Linked DNA regions of Homo sapiens: all the other regions are linked to region 2. A link is a loop called in an ENCODE intact Hi-C map of the cell type or tissue named here. Cell type or tissue: heart right ventricle. All regions are shown on one strand.

Region 1 (4,000 bases), 89 kb after region 2:
AATAGGCAAATAACTATTGTAAGAGTTTAGCATGAGGGAAAACTCCAACAGAAGTGTGGTAGTCAAGAAGGGTTGAATTAAGGAAGGAGGAGTTAATGTCCTTGACAGGGGCCTCCCATTAAGAACTCATAGAATTCATGGACAGAAGAATTTAGATGAGGAAAATTTTACATCTTCAGATTCACTGATCTCTGAAACTTCACATTTTCTTCCATTATAAATGTAGGCTACAAACCACAGAAGTAGATGTAACAGATACTTTGCTATCACACGTAATGTTGCAGATATTGGAGAGAGGAACAAAATATAATTTATGTTCATCACTACTGTACTTTGAAATTATAGTGGCTTTTTGGCCAGGCATGGTGGCTCATGCCTGTAATCCCAGCACTTTGGGAGGCAGAGGCAGGTGGATCACTTGAGCCCAGGAGTTTGAGACCAGCCTGGGCGAGACCTTATCTCTACAAAAAATAGAAAATTTAGCCAGATATGGTGGCATATGCTTGTGGTTCCAGGTACTCGGGAGGCTGAGGTGGGAGTATCTCTTGAGCCCAAGAGTTCGAGGCTGCAGTTAGGCAAGATTGTGCCACTGGACTCCAGCCTGGGTGACAGAGAGAGACCCTGAAAAAAAAAAAAAAGAGGAAAGGAAGAAAGGAAGGAAGGAAGGAAGGAAGGAAGGAAGGAAGGAAGGAAGGAAGGAAGGAAGGAAGAGAGAGAGAGAGAAAGAGAGAAAGAGAGAGAGAGGGAGGGAGGGAGGAAGGAAGGAAGGAAGGAAGGGAAAGGAAGGAAGGAGGGAAGGAAGGAAGGAAAAGAGAAAAGAAATTGTGTTTTTTTATGTTAATAAAGGAAAGTATTCTTATATCATAAATTTGGTTTTTTGAATACTTTAGTAACTGTTTTCAGTTTCTTTTATAATCCTGTGTATTTTATATCTTTCAAATCATTTTTTGGAAGACAGGCCTAATAGGCTTTATCAGACCATTAAATGGTGCCCATGGCACAAAAGTGGTTAAGATCTCCCTGCCTTGGAGAATAGGTAGATTGTTATTACAGCGATGGGAGGGAAGTATACATCCCAAATAGATGACCAGAACAGCATAAACCAAGATACAGGTGGGGAAGAGTATGAGATGCATGGCGGGATGGAATGTGCCTCCCCTCCCCATCCTTGAGGAGAAAGTCTCCTTGGCAAGATTAAGTAAAAAGACAGCGACTTTATTAGCATAATAATGCATCAAGGAGCAAGAGAATAGTTGATTTGTTTTAGACATGCTCTAAGAATCTGGAGAATTTAAATTCTGAAGGCTCTAACGTCTCCTCTGCAGGGTGGAGCCAAGACTCTGAGGAGAGGGCTGAACTGTGAACCTAGAAGTACCATCTCCCCCTGCACACACCTTTGGTCAAGTTGACCCCAAGAAGAAGGACAAGTCCTCTGCACGGCGATGAGGCCATACACACAGTCTGTGGCCCGGCTTTGGGAGACTGATGGGACAAAGGATGTTTTGCACGATCCTTGGTCTCTGAGCAAATATATACATGGGTTAACACAAAGGCTCTCTTTTTGAAAAATGTGACTGTGAAAGTGTGCCCTCCCAGATATTCCAGGCATAACACAGGAGTGACTGCATGTTTGGGGACAGTGCGGAGGCCACTCTGATTAGATCAGAGGATGTGGACTGGTTCATGATGTAAAAGCTGAAGGGAGGCCGGGCACAGTGGCTCACGCCTGTAATCCTAGCACTTTGGGAGGCCAAGGTGGGTGGATCACGAGGTCAGGAGATCGAGACCATCCTGGCTAACAAGGTGAAACCCCGTCTCTACTAAAAATACAAAAATTAGCCAGGCGTGGTGGCAGGCGCCTGTAGTCCCAGCTACTGGGGAGGCTGAGTACTGGGGAGGCTGAGGCAGGAGAATGACGTGAACCTGGGAGGCAGAGCTTGCAGTGAGCTGAGATCGCGCCACTGCACTCCAGCCTGGGCAACAAAGCGAGACGCTGTCTCAAAAAAAAAAAATGCTGAAGGGAGGGTGGTAATGAAGGGAAGAAGACTCCAGGGTTTCAAGTGCCATGGATTAAGGGAGGGAGTAAAGGCAGAGGGCCAGGACAGATGGTTGGATCTGTCTTAGAGGTGAGGTACCTTCAAGATGCCTCAGGGAAAATGGCCAGTAGTCCATCAGGACTCAAGAGTAAGACTCCAGGAAGACACTTGAAATGGGAAGAGAGCTAAGAAAATAATCCACATAGAGGTGATCATTAAAGGCGTAAAGAATAAAGCAATAACGTAAAAAAAAAAAAAAAAAAAAAAAAAAAAAGCAAGGACTGAACTTTAGGGAACAAGTAAGTAGGCTTCTTTTGTGTCCCAAAGCCAGAGAACGAGAACATTTCAAGAAGAGGGGTTAAATTCAGCCTGAAGAAGGAAGTTGCACAAAATCTCTGGATGTGGCTACCGGGAAGGCCTTGGTGAATTCTGAGCGAGCCGTTCCCACGGAGGGAGCAGTGGATGGAGGCCAGCTGAGGACTGCCGGGGTAGAGGGTGGGTGGAGCAGCCAAGGGAGACAGGAGAGGGTGGGAGCCAATGAAACGGAGAGAGGGAGGCTAGGAGATTTGCAGGCCAACAGCATCACATTAAGTTTCTTTTTAACAAGACGATCCAGTTTTTCATTAGAGAAAGAAGGAAACTGCAAATCAGGGGTATTTAAAGGTCGTGTGAAAATCACGAAAACCTCAAGTTGAATCTGTTCCCACCTAAATAACTTTTGTTTAGAAACCAAGCAAAGCCACTGAAACCATCTCAGCACAAATCCCAAAATGGAATTATTCGGATGTCTCTGAAATGGTGTAGGTGCCATGAGCCACTGTGCTAATATGCAGTGTGTCCACACAGAGCCCAGGGCCCAGTGGTGTCAGAGACAAAGGCCAGAGCTTCCCAGAAAGTTCCATAAGGACAGGAATTCAGGAAGTGGGGTCAAGGGAAGAGCTGCTGTCACTGAATATACTGCAGCTTAAGAAAATGATCCTGTTTAACCAGCACCTACTATGGGCTAGGCACTTCACCGACATTTTTCTCATCCTGAACAAGACTACGAAGTATTTTTTCTGTTACTATCCCCACAGTGGAGATAAGGAAACACAGGTTCAGGGTAAGTTGCCTCAAACCCACAGTTCGTAAGTGGCAGAGATAACCTTGGAGCCCAGGTATATCTGCCTCTAACCCCACCGTGTTCCCATCCGGCCTGGAACCTCACCCAAACACACTGGACCCTCAAAAATAAAAAAATGAATAAATAAATAAATAAGTGTCATTATCACCTGTAACAGCCAGTAAAAGACAAGTGCCCCTTGATGTGAGTGCAGCATAACTTTCCCAGTTTGACCTCTTCAAAAGTTGGGTTTTGTTGTTTTTTAAATTATCCTGAACTTGACAAACTTTATTTTAAAAAAAAAATTCACTCACTTAGTCTTTGAGTAAATGAAGAATAGGGCCATGTGTCAGTGCTGGGGACACAAGCCCTGTGCTCAAGTTGTCACAGAGAGAGAAGGCTCAGGACAGCAGGGTGGTGGGGGGGCATCTTCCTTCATAGAGGAGAGAATATGAGCCAAACCTATTTGTCTAAATTTGTTTTTATTTTCATCAAAGTATTACCTATAAATCTGAAAAACCAAATAGTGCCCCAAAAAGCTTACAATTGAAAATGGAAGTCTCCTGTTTCCTATCCTTTCACCTTGTTTCCCCAAAGCTGTCTCTGCTGTTATTTCTATCCCCATCTCTAAATAATACATGTATTCTTTAAGCCAGGTGCGGTGGCTCATGCCTGTAATGCCAGCACTTTGGACAGCCAAGGCTGGTGAGATCACTTGAAGCCAGGAGTTCAAGACCAGCCTGGGCAACATGTTGAAACCCCATCTCTACTAAAAATACAAAAATTAGCCAGGTGCAGTGGCACATGCCTGTAGTCCCAGCTACTGGAGAAGCAAAGGCAGGAGGATTTCTTGAGCCCAGGA
Region 2 (4,000 bases):
ATGCTATGGGTCAAATAACACCAAGGAAGGCAAGCACTTGCTGGGCATTCACAATGTTCCTCCCAGGCACATGCTTCTTTCACAGCCATCAGCTCATCGCACCCTCATGCCAGCTCTATGAAGTTGATACTGTCACAACCCCGTTTTACAGATAAGGAAGCTGAGGCCCTTCAAGGTTAGATAACTTCCCCAAGCTCACACCCATAATAAGGAGCCAGGATTCCAGCCCAGGCAACGTGCTAGGAAGTCCACGTTCAAATCCTTTTCCCTAATTCCACTCATATTACACCCTCCTTGGTCCTCATCAAGACAGGAAACAGAATCCTTAAGGAGTCTTCACTTAATTCTGGGGTTCCAATTCCAAAAGCAGAACTCACCCTAGGGTTTTATTTAAAGAGAAACATCTTGCCATCTTGCTGGGGAGGGGGCCGTTTAAGTTTCTTCCCCCAACTCTTCATCCACCCAGAGAAACTTAAGGCCAGGACTGGAAGCTGCTGCTTTGCTAATAAATCAGAAGTCACTGAAGCAGCTGGATGTTATAAATCCCTAAGACAGCGAGACTCGGCCTCACAAGGTGTGGCCTGGACACCGAGGAGGGGCATGTGTTTGAAGGCCCAGCCACAGGCCATTCCCTTGTACCCCCGGGGAGGGCAAAGCCAGGGAATGGGAACGGGAAGATGGGGGAAGTCCAGCCCTCCTGGAAATGTCCCCGCTCTCCCAGCCTGGCAGAGCTGGGCCTGGGGCTGGCCAAGTGTCCTTGGTATGCTAAAGGCATCTGCCCTGGAAACCAGAGGCCCTGGGGCCAGGTCCTGTTGTTCCCAAGGAAGCCTTAGCCACTACAAAAGACTCCTCAATGCCCTCATCCTCCAAGCCAGACTGTGGCCCCCAGAGCCCATCCCTAGGCTTCTAGCAACCTCTGGCCTGGCCTCCCTCTACCTCTGCTTAGTAAAAATCCAAGCAAACCTTGGACACAGGAGACCACGATCTATCATTTCTGTTAGAAAGCAGGCAAGTTGGTGAGCTTTCACTCCCAGGAGAAAGCTCAGATTTCATTATCAGTGAACTTGAGATGAGGGCACAGACTGGGAGCAGTGAACAGCTCTATATTGGAAAACTGTAATTCACAGAGCTCACCCCCTGAACCATGCCTACCTGGATCTGTCACTCAGCAGGTGTGTGGGCGTGGGTGATTCACCAGCTGTCCCTGAGCCTCAGTTTCCCCATCCATAAAGTGGTCATAGCTACAGTAGTGCTGGTAAGAATTGAAGGTCTTAAAGCATTTAGTCAATGCCAGGCATATAGACCCAACCCAGCCTCTGACACCAGCCCTGCTGATCCCAGCTCAGCCACTTACTGGCTGAGAGATCTTGGCTAGCTTTCTTCACCTCTCTGGGCCTCTATGTTCGCATATGCAAAAATGGGGATAATTATAACAAGGCTGTTGTGAGGACTAATTAGTGAGTACAGTGCCTGGTGCAGCGTAAGCACTCACTAAATGTCAATTAATATCATCATCACCAAATGTCTGGTTTGCTTTTTGTCTCAGGAAAGGGCCTAGAACAAATCATCCTGCAGCCCACGGGGTCTGGCTCTGCCCACCGCCCCTTCTTCCTGCAGCTCCTCTCCCGGCCTGGGAACTTCTTCCTGCTGAGCCACCGCAGTGGCTTTCCTGCTGCCCTCTAGTGACCACATCCTGCGGTGCAGCCTCGTAGTCCCGTCATCGCTGCTGTATTCAGAATTCTGGGGCTGTTGGCTACAACCTGATGTGAGGATGCAGCCAGCGGGAGGTGATGTTGCAAGATGCAGTGAGGTGTGAGGATGGCACGCCCACCCGGGCTGCGGCCTCTGCTCCGTGCACCCCCACCCTAGCCGCACCGGGAGAGCCCAGCTGCAACAGGCAGCCTCGCCTTCTCCCAGGGCCTCTCCCGCTCATCTCATGGTGCTCTGGCAGGGAAGGAGCACAGACCTGAATGTCACAGGCAGGACTGGCCCACATGGCCTCCGGATGGGTGACCTTGGACTCACCCCCTGGCCTCTCTGTGCCTCAGTTACACCATAGATCCAGTGATGACTGAAGGGCCTCCCAGTTCTAACCCTGGTGTTCTCTATAATCCCAGGAAGGCCCCAGACTTCATTCTCAGGGACAGTTGGGGCCACCCACACAGCAGACAGGGGGACCCTCCATTGGGAGTGGGAAAAACCCAGTCATCTTCCAGGAGGATTCTAGGGCTGGGCATTTCTGTCCCCCACCTCGGCCTGATCTGTGGCAGCGCCAGGGGGTGGCGGCCCTAGAACCTAGCGGTGCTGCCTTCTGCCAAGTTAGCCCCCACCTCTTGCTGTACAGAAATCCCATGAAACCCAGGGCTGAGGCCTTGTTTCACCTTTTCTGGGCCACAGACCTTTCGAACCACAATCCCTCCCCTTAGAAATGCCATTAGTGCCCACAATTTTACACACACAATTGAGAAGTTTCCCGAACCTCTGAAAGCCCAAGCTTGGGCACCCCACTCTTTCCTAGAAGCTTAACCCCTTCATTATTAACATGTCCAGGGAATTGTCTTTCCAACCGACTATATCAGAGAAGCCTCCTCAGACATGAACGTACTGATAGAAACAGTCACCCAGCATATATAAGTTTCAAAAGCTAGAGCCAGAAAACATGTGTGTAATAGTACACCACCTTTTCAGATTTGTTTAAGGAGGTGGACATGTATATTTGTATATATGCATAAACAATCACTGAAAGAGCTTGCTCTGAGCTAGTAACGGGAGATGTCCCAGAGGGAGGGGGCCTCGAGGAGACTAGGGTGGGAGGAGACACCGTTTACACTGAGCTTTTTGATTCAGTTTGAGTTTATTAATTTTGGGGGACACAGTGAAGCCACTCCATGTAGGAAGTAGAGGGGTGATTGATGACAGGGTGCGGTACTGAAAATCAGCCCTGGCATCTCACTGTGCCTCCCACCCTCCCCCCCCAGGCACTGCCAGCCAGCTCTCCCCACCCCCATTTCCAAGGCACCAGGGTCAAAGGCACTGCTTTTCCGCCAGAAATGGGCTTTGTCTGCTCAGGTGGGCCACTAAGGACAGTAGGCAGCTGGGGACTGCTGAGATACAGGGACGGAGCTGAAATAAAGCTGGATTTCAGAGGGGGCCTGTGGCTATGGGAGCAGCTGAGCCCTGGGATGGGGAAATGACTCTTCTCCCAGACATTTCTCCCTAAAAAACTACTGTGAAGCCCTGGGGGATGAAGAAGCAGCACAGTGAGGGCAGGGCAAGAACCTGAACATCGTCTTTCCGGACAAACTCAGGAGCCATGATGAATGGGGTCCCAAGGCTCTGGGGTCCCAAGAACTGGAGCAAGGGACAAGGGAATGGGACAGGGAGGGAGGAGCTGGCGAACAGGCCTCTAGGATGGAGACTGCAGAGGGGAAATGCTTACTCCCTGACTCTGACGTAGCCAGCACTAATCCCCCATGAATGTTTTAGTTAAGGCTAAAATGCATAAAACAGCAAGGCGTTTTTCTTCCTAAGGAAAATGAGGTGATGAAAATGAAGGCAAGGCAAGGGGAAAACAAGGGTATAAGAGTCTGAAACAACCAGAGGCCAAGTCAGTGTACAAGAGTCACACCATGTGTGGGCTACTGAGCTAGCCAATAGGAAAAGGGAAATATTTCATTTACTTGTTTCACAGGACCCATGAGATAAAGATTAAAGCATCCACTCAAGAGATGTCCAGCTATTCCTGACACTGAATCCAGTGCAAGATTTCTCCCAAGGGAGCTCTTACAGAGCTCTGTGCGTGTGCCACCATGAACTCGTCCTCAAGACTTTGTACCTAAGAAATCCAAAGACGAGTTTCATGGGACAGTGTCCTAGAGCATCCTTCCATGTGAGCAGTATGCCAACACACAATCCAACCAGTGCAACCTTCCAGAGGGGTGAGCTGCTGGGGTCCAGACTCGGCCTCTGTGGTCTAGGTCAGCCCAAGGGACCCCTTCTC
Region 3 (4,000 bases), 52 kb before region 2:
GTTGTATCATTTATTCTTTGTTCCTTTTTCCCCTTTTCCTGTCTTTTTTAGGGTTAATTGAATATTTTTGGTAGTCAATTTTATCTCCTCTGGCTTATTAGCTATATATCTTTGTTTTATTTTAGTGGTTGTTATAAGGTTTAAAATATGAATCTTGGCTGGGCACTGTGGCTCATGCCTGTAATCCCAGCACTTTGGGAGGCTGAGGCGGGTGGATCATGACGCCAGGAGTTCAAGACCAACCTGACCAAGATAGTGAAACCCTGTCTCTACTAAAAATACAAAAATTAGACAGGCATGGTGGTGGGCACCTGTAATCCCAGCTACTTGGGAGGCTGAGGCAGAGAATTGCTTGAACCCGGGAGGTGGAGGTTGCAGTGAACCAAAATCATGCCACTGCGCTCCAGCCTGGGTGACAGAGTGAGACTCCATCTCAAAATAATAATAATATGAATATGAATATGAATATTTAACTTGTTGAAGAAAGCCTAAAACAATATACTTACATTTCTCCCTCCTGTCCTTCATACTATTGTTATCATACGTCTTACATCTATCTCTATAATAAGTCTATCAATACAAATCATCTTTTAAAGAAATTTTAAAATGAGAAAATAAAATTCCTTAAATTTACCCATATTTTTCCCACTTCTGACACTCTTTATTCCTTTACATAGACCAGTTTTCCATCTAGTACCATTCTTGTCTTGACTGAAGAATGTCTTTTAATATTTGTGGTTGTAGAAGTCTTCTAAAGACAAACTTTGCCAGCTTTTGTATGTCTGAAAAAGCTTTTATTTGGCCTTAATTTTTGAAGGATATTTTCAATGGATAGAGAATTCTTAGTTACAGAGTTTCCATTATCTTCTGACTTGGCATAATTTCTGTTAAGTGTGTGATGGCTTTATCTGTTTTCCTGTTTTTACTCCCCAGTTGCTTTGAAGATTTTCTCTTTGTCACTGGTTATTAGAAATTTGATTATCATATGTCCTGGTGTGGTTGTGTGGTTTTGTGTGTGTAAGTGTGTATGTGTGCACTCCGTTTAGAACTCATTATACTGCTTAAATGTGTGGGTATATAGTTCTCATCAGGAAGTTTCTGGCCATTGTTTTTTCAAATGGTTTTCTCTTTCTGTTTCTCTTCATCCTCTGGAATTTGAATCATAGGTGGAGGATCCCTCTCTGCCTCATCCCCTCCCACCAACGCTTCTTGCCCATGGAGGGGTGAGTCCTGTTGGCTGGGTGCAGGGGTGGGCATCAGCGGAGTTGCCACGGAGACACTCTGCAGTAGCCCAGGCATCACTCACACGCCAACAGCACCTGCCATCACATCCCTCTGCAGACACTGGAGCAGGATGACTGACCTATGACAACAGCCAGGAATTCATTCTTTGAGTCAAACCTTGAGGCTCAGGACACATACCTGAATGGAGGCAGTTTTTTGTATAGAGCTTTAGAAGGTTGTTTTTACAAAACAACACTTTCTTTCTCTTTTGTAAATAGAAGACACCAGTTATGGTGTGCTTATCATGTGCCAGACACTGTGCTAAGCACAAAAAACAAGTTAACGCATTTCACCTTCACAAGAACCCTGAACATAGATATTAACTACATGGAATAGATGAGGAAACTGGGGCTCAGAAAGGTTAAGTAACTCCCATATGGTCACACAGCAGGCCGACAGTGAAGCCTGGACTCAAACTCAGAACTGTCTGACTCCAAAGCCCACATTGTCTATTGCCTGGCTCGTGGAAGGAAGAGTGGGGTAAAGGCTCTGCTCTCGGGTTTGCCATCTACACCAGTTCCTTACCTGCCCTAGGGGTGATTGTAGAGGGGAGAAATAGAAGCTGGCCAAGAAGGGGGAAACGAATCTTTATTAGCTTTTTACCTGATTCTAAAAGAAAACATGTTTATCTTAGATGATTGGGAAAGTACAGAATAATACAAAGAACTCCCCAGTCCCCTGTGTAGGATGACTTCAGGAGTGTGGAGCTGGCCCTGTGTCTCCAAATACCTCCCCCACCAATCTGCTACAGAGACTGCAGTTTTCCCTGAACAATCATTTCTCCACAATGAAGCCCTTTTTTTTTTTTTTTTTTTTTTGGCCTCTCTCTTAAAACACAAGTGCCTCACATTCTGGCCCAAGAACAGCTCACTGGGACCGGTGATTACGTCCCCGCCCTCGGGGAGCAAACTCCTGCTTAGGAAGCGCAGGACTCCAGAGGGAAATGGGAAATACCATAAGTGGGGCCCGGAAGTAAGGCCCTTCCTCAGGATAAGGGTGGAATCGACCCCCTTTCCAGGCTTTCTAGAGAAGGAAGGATGTCCAGTGGTGGTGTTAAGACACGGAGCCTCCCCTGAGGTCCCGTTAGCCAGTGCTGGGACAGGAATGAAAGGAGAATAAAAGCACAAAGGATCCTCAGAATGGCCTCTGGAGGTGGGGCATCTTAGGGGAGACAAAGGGGGTGATCAGTGTGCAAACAGGCGTGGGACAGCAAGGAAAGGGGCAGAGCAGAGCCGGCTCCAGGGAGGCACATCAGGACCACAGACAGGAAGAAGCACAGACTCCACACTCCTCCACCAGAGATGGCAGGCACAGCTCTGCTTCCTCAGGGACCAGGGGAGCCATGTGGCAGCAAGGAGAGGGGGCAGCCTGGAGCTTGGACCAAAGGAAGCAGTCCCTGGTCCACATAGCCCTATGTCCCTCTCCAGGAATCCCAAGCCTGTCCTCAGTGGCTTCTCCAGAGTGGCCAACAGGAGGGATGGGGAGCCCCTCCCAGCAAGACTCTAAGGTGGTCAAAGGAGAGAGGCAGGAGCAATGGGAAATCAAGGCATCCCCTCTCTGGAGGCCCCTCAGAGCGAATCCCCTTCCTCCAAGAGCTGGGAAGCTGTCTTCCTTTCTCCTCTCACCCTTATCCCTTGTCACAGATATGACTCTTGTCTCTGTTAGCCCCTAACCCCAGGGGAATGAAGATTCAGTCTATCCTCTCCCTCCCAAGTCTCAACCGTATAGGCAAACATCGTCCCATACACGTAATCCTGAAGCACACATAATTTTGCATTCTATATTTTTATGTATAATAAATTACATATAAATACTGTACATATACTTCTATATAATAAATTATATGGAAAAAGCAGAATGCAAAATTATGTGTGTCCCAGGATCATAATAAATTACTTATAACCAATTATCCCAACCATTTTGCTATTTTTCTGTATAGTCTTTGCTGTGATTTTCCAGGCTTCTTTTTTTCTTTTTCAAGGGTCCCTTTTAATCATTGCACAATTCCTCATGGAATAGGCAGACCCAATTTGCTGAACCAGTTCCCAAAGGCCAGATGTTTAAATGGTGTCTAGTTCTTCACTGGTGTAGGGAACCCAGCTGCCTAGGCATTTTGTTTTGTTTCATTTTGTTTTGCTTTCTGAAATCTGATGCACTAACGTTGTGAGAGAAGTAATTTCTCTGCCTCCCCTTCTGTCCCCAGGGAGTGCCAGACTCTGCCCATGTCACCACCTCCCCCAGGAGAAAAGCCTGCAACAGATTGTTGGGGGGCTTCTTCATTCATTCATTCATTCTTTCCTCAAATGTTATCAAGCAAGGCCACAGCTGGGGGTATCACTCCCTGAAGGAAGAAGACGTTAAGTAAGTGGGAAATTCTAACCTAAGAGGATCTGTGCTCTGGTCAGAGAATAGTGATCTGGGAATATAAAGGGGCTCATAATCCTGACATGAGCTTCCCAGGGGATACACAGCCTAGGCTAACAAAGGAAGAATGGGTAAAAGACAGCCAGGTAAGTAAACAGAGGTGTCCAGGAAGAGAGAAATAACTGAGGCCAAGGCCCAGGGAGGAGAGTGCAACCCTTCAAAAGCTCTGAAGGTTCCCAGTGTGCATGGAGCTCAGCAGGGCGAGGTGGGAAAGTGTAGGAAAGAGCCTGTAAGCCACGATAAAGGCTTTGACCATTCCCTTGAAGGCACTAGGGAGCCATTGAAGGTTCTT

Evidence for each region. Peaks named below come from ENCODE experiments on the same cell type or tissue, not always from the same donor. Only the 100,000 strongest peaks of a DNase experiment are listed, where the experiment ranks them.
Region 1: it touches region 2 in a loop (2.1-fold over the local background); 14 of 110 quality-filtered maps call a loop at or near these places.
Region 3: a loop joins it to region 2, with 2.8 times the contacts of the local background. A loop is called at or near these places in 9 of 110 quality-filtered maps.

Annotation. Positions count from the first base shown.
Region 1 is chr11:45,742,704-45,746,703 of GRCh38, forward strand. No RefSeq gene overlaps it. Among named protein-coding and RNA genes, the nearest start is that of LINC02690, 6.9 kb to the right of the region's middle. RefSeq lists enhancers at 726-1,292, 1,429-1,930, 1,931-2,430. In heart right ventricle, no CTCF peak of the experiment used is centred here; a DNase peak (open chromatin) is centred at 2,498; H3K27ac peaks cover 2,500 bases.
Region 2 is chr11:45,653,755-45,657,754 of GRCh38, forward strand. All of the region lies in intron 1 of CHST1 (carbohydrate sulfotransferase 1), which reads right to left. Among named protein-coding and RNA genes, the nearest start is that of CHST1, 9.9 kb to the right of the region's middle. In heart right ventricle, a CTCF peak has its summit at 1,696 (motif pointing left); a DNase peak (open chromatin) is centred at 1,687; H3K27ac peaks cover 103 bases.
Region 3 is chr11:45,601,917-45,605,916 of GRCh38, forward strand. No RefSeq gene overlaps it. Among named protein-coding and RNA genes, the nearest start is that of CHST1, 62 kb to the right of the region's middle. In heart right ventricle, no CTCF peak of the experiment used is centred here; a DNase peak (open chromatin) is centred at 2,195; H3K27ac peaks cover 1,229 bases; H3K27me3 peaks cover 333 bases.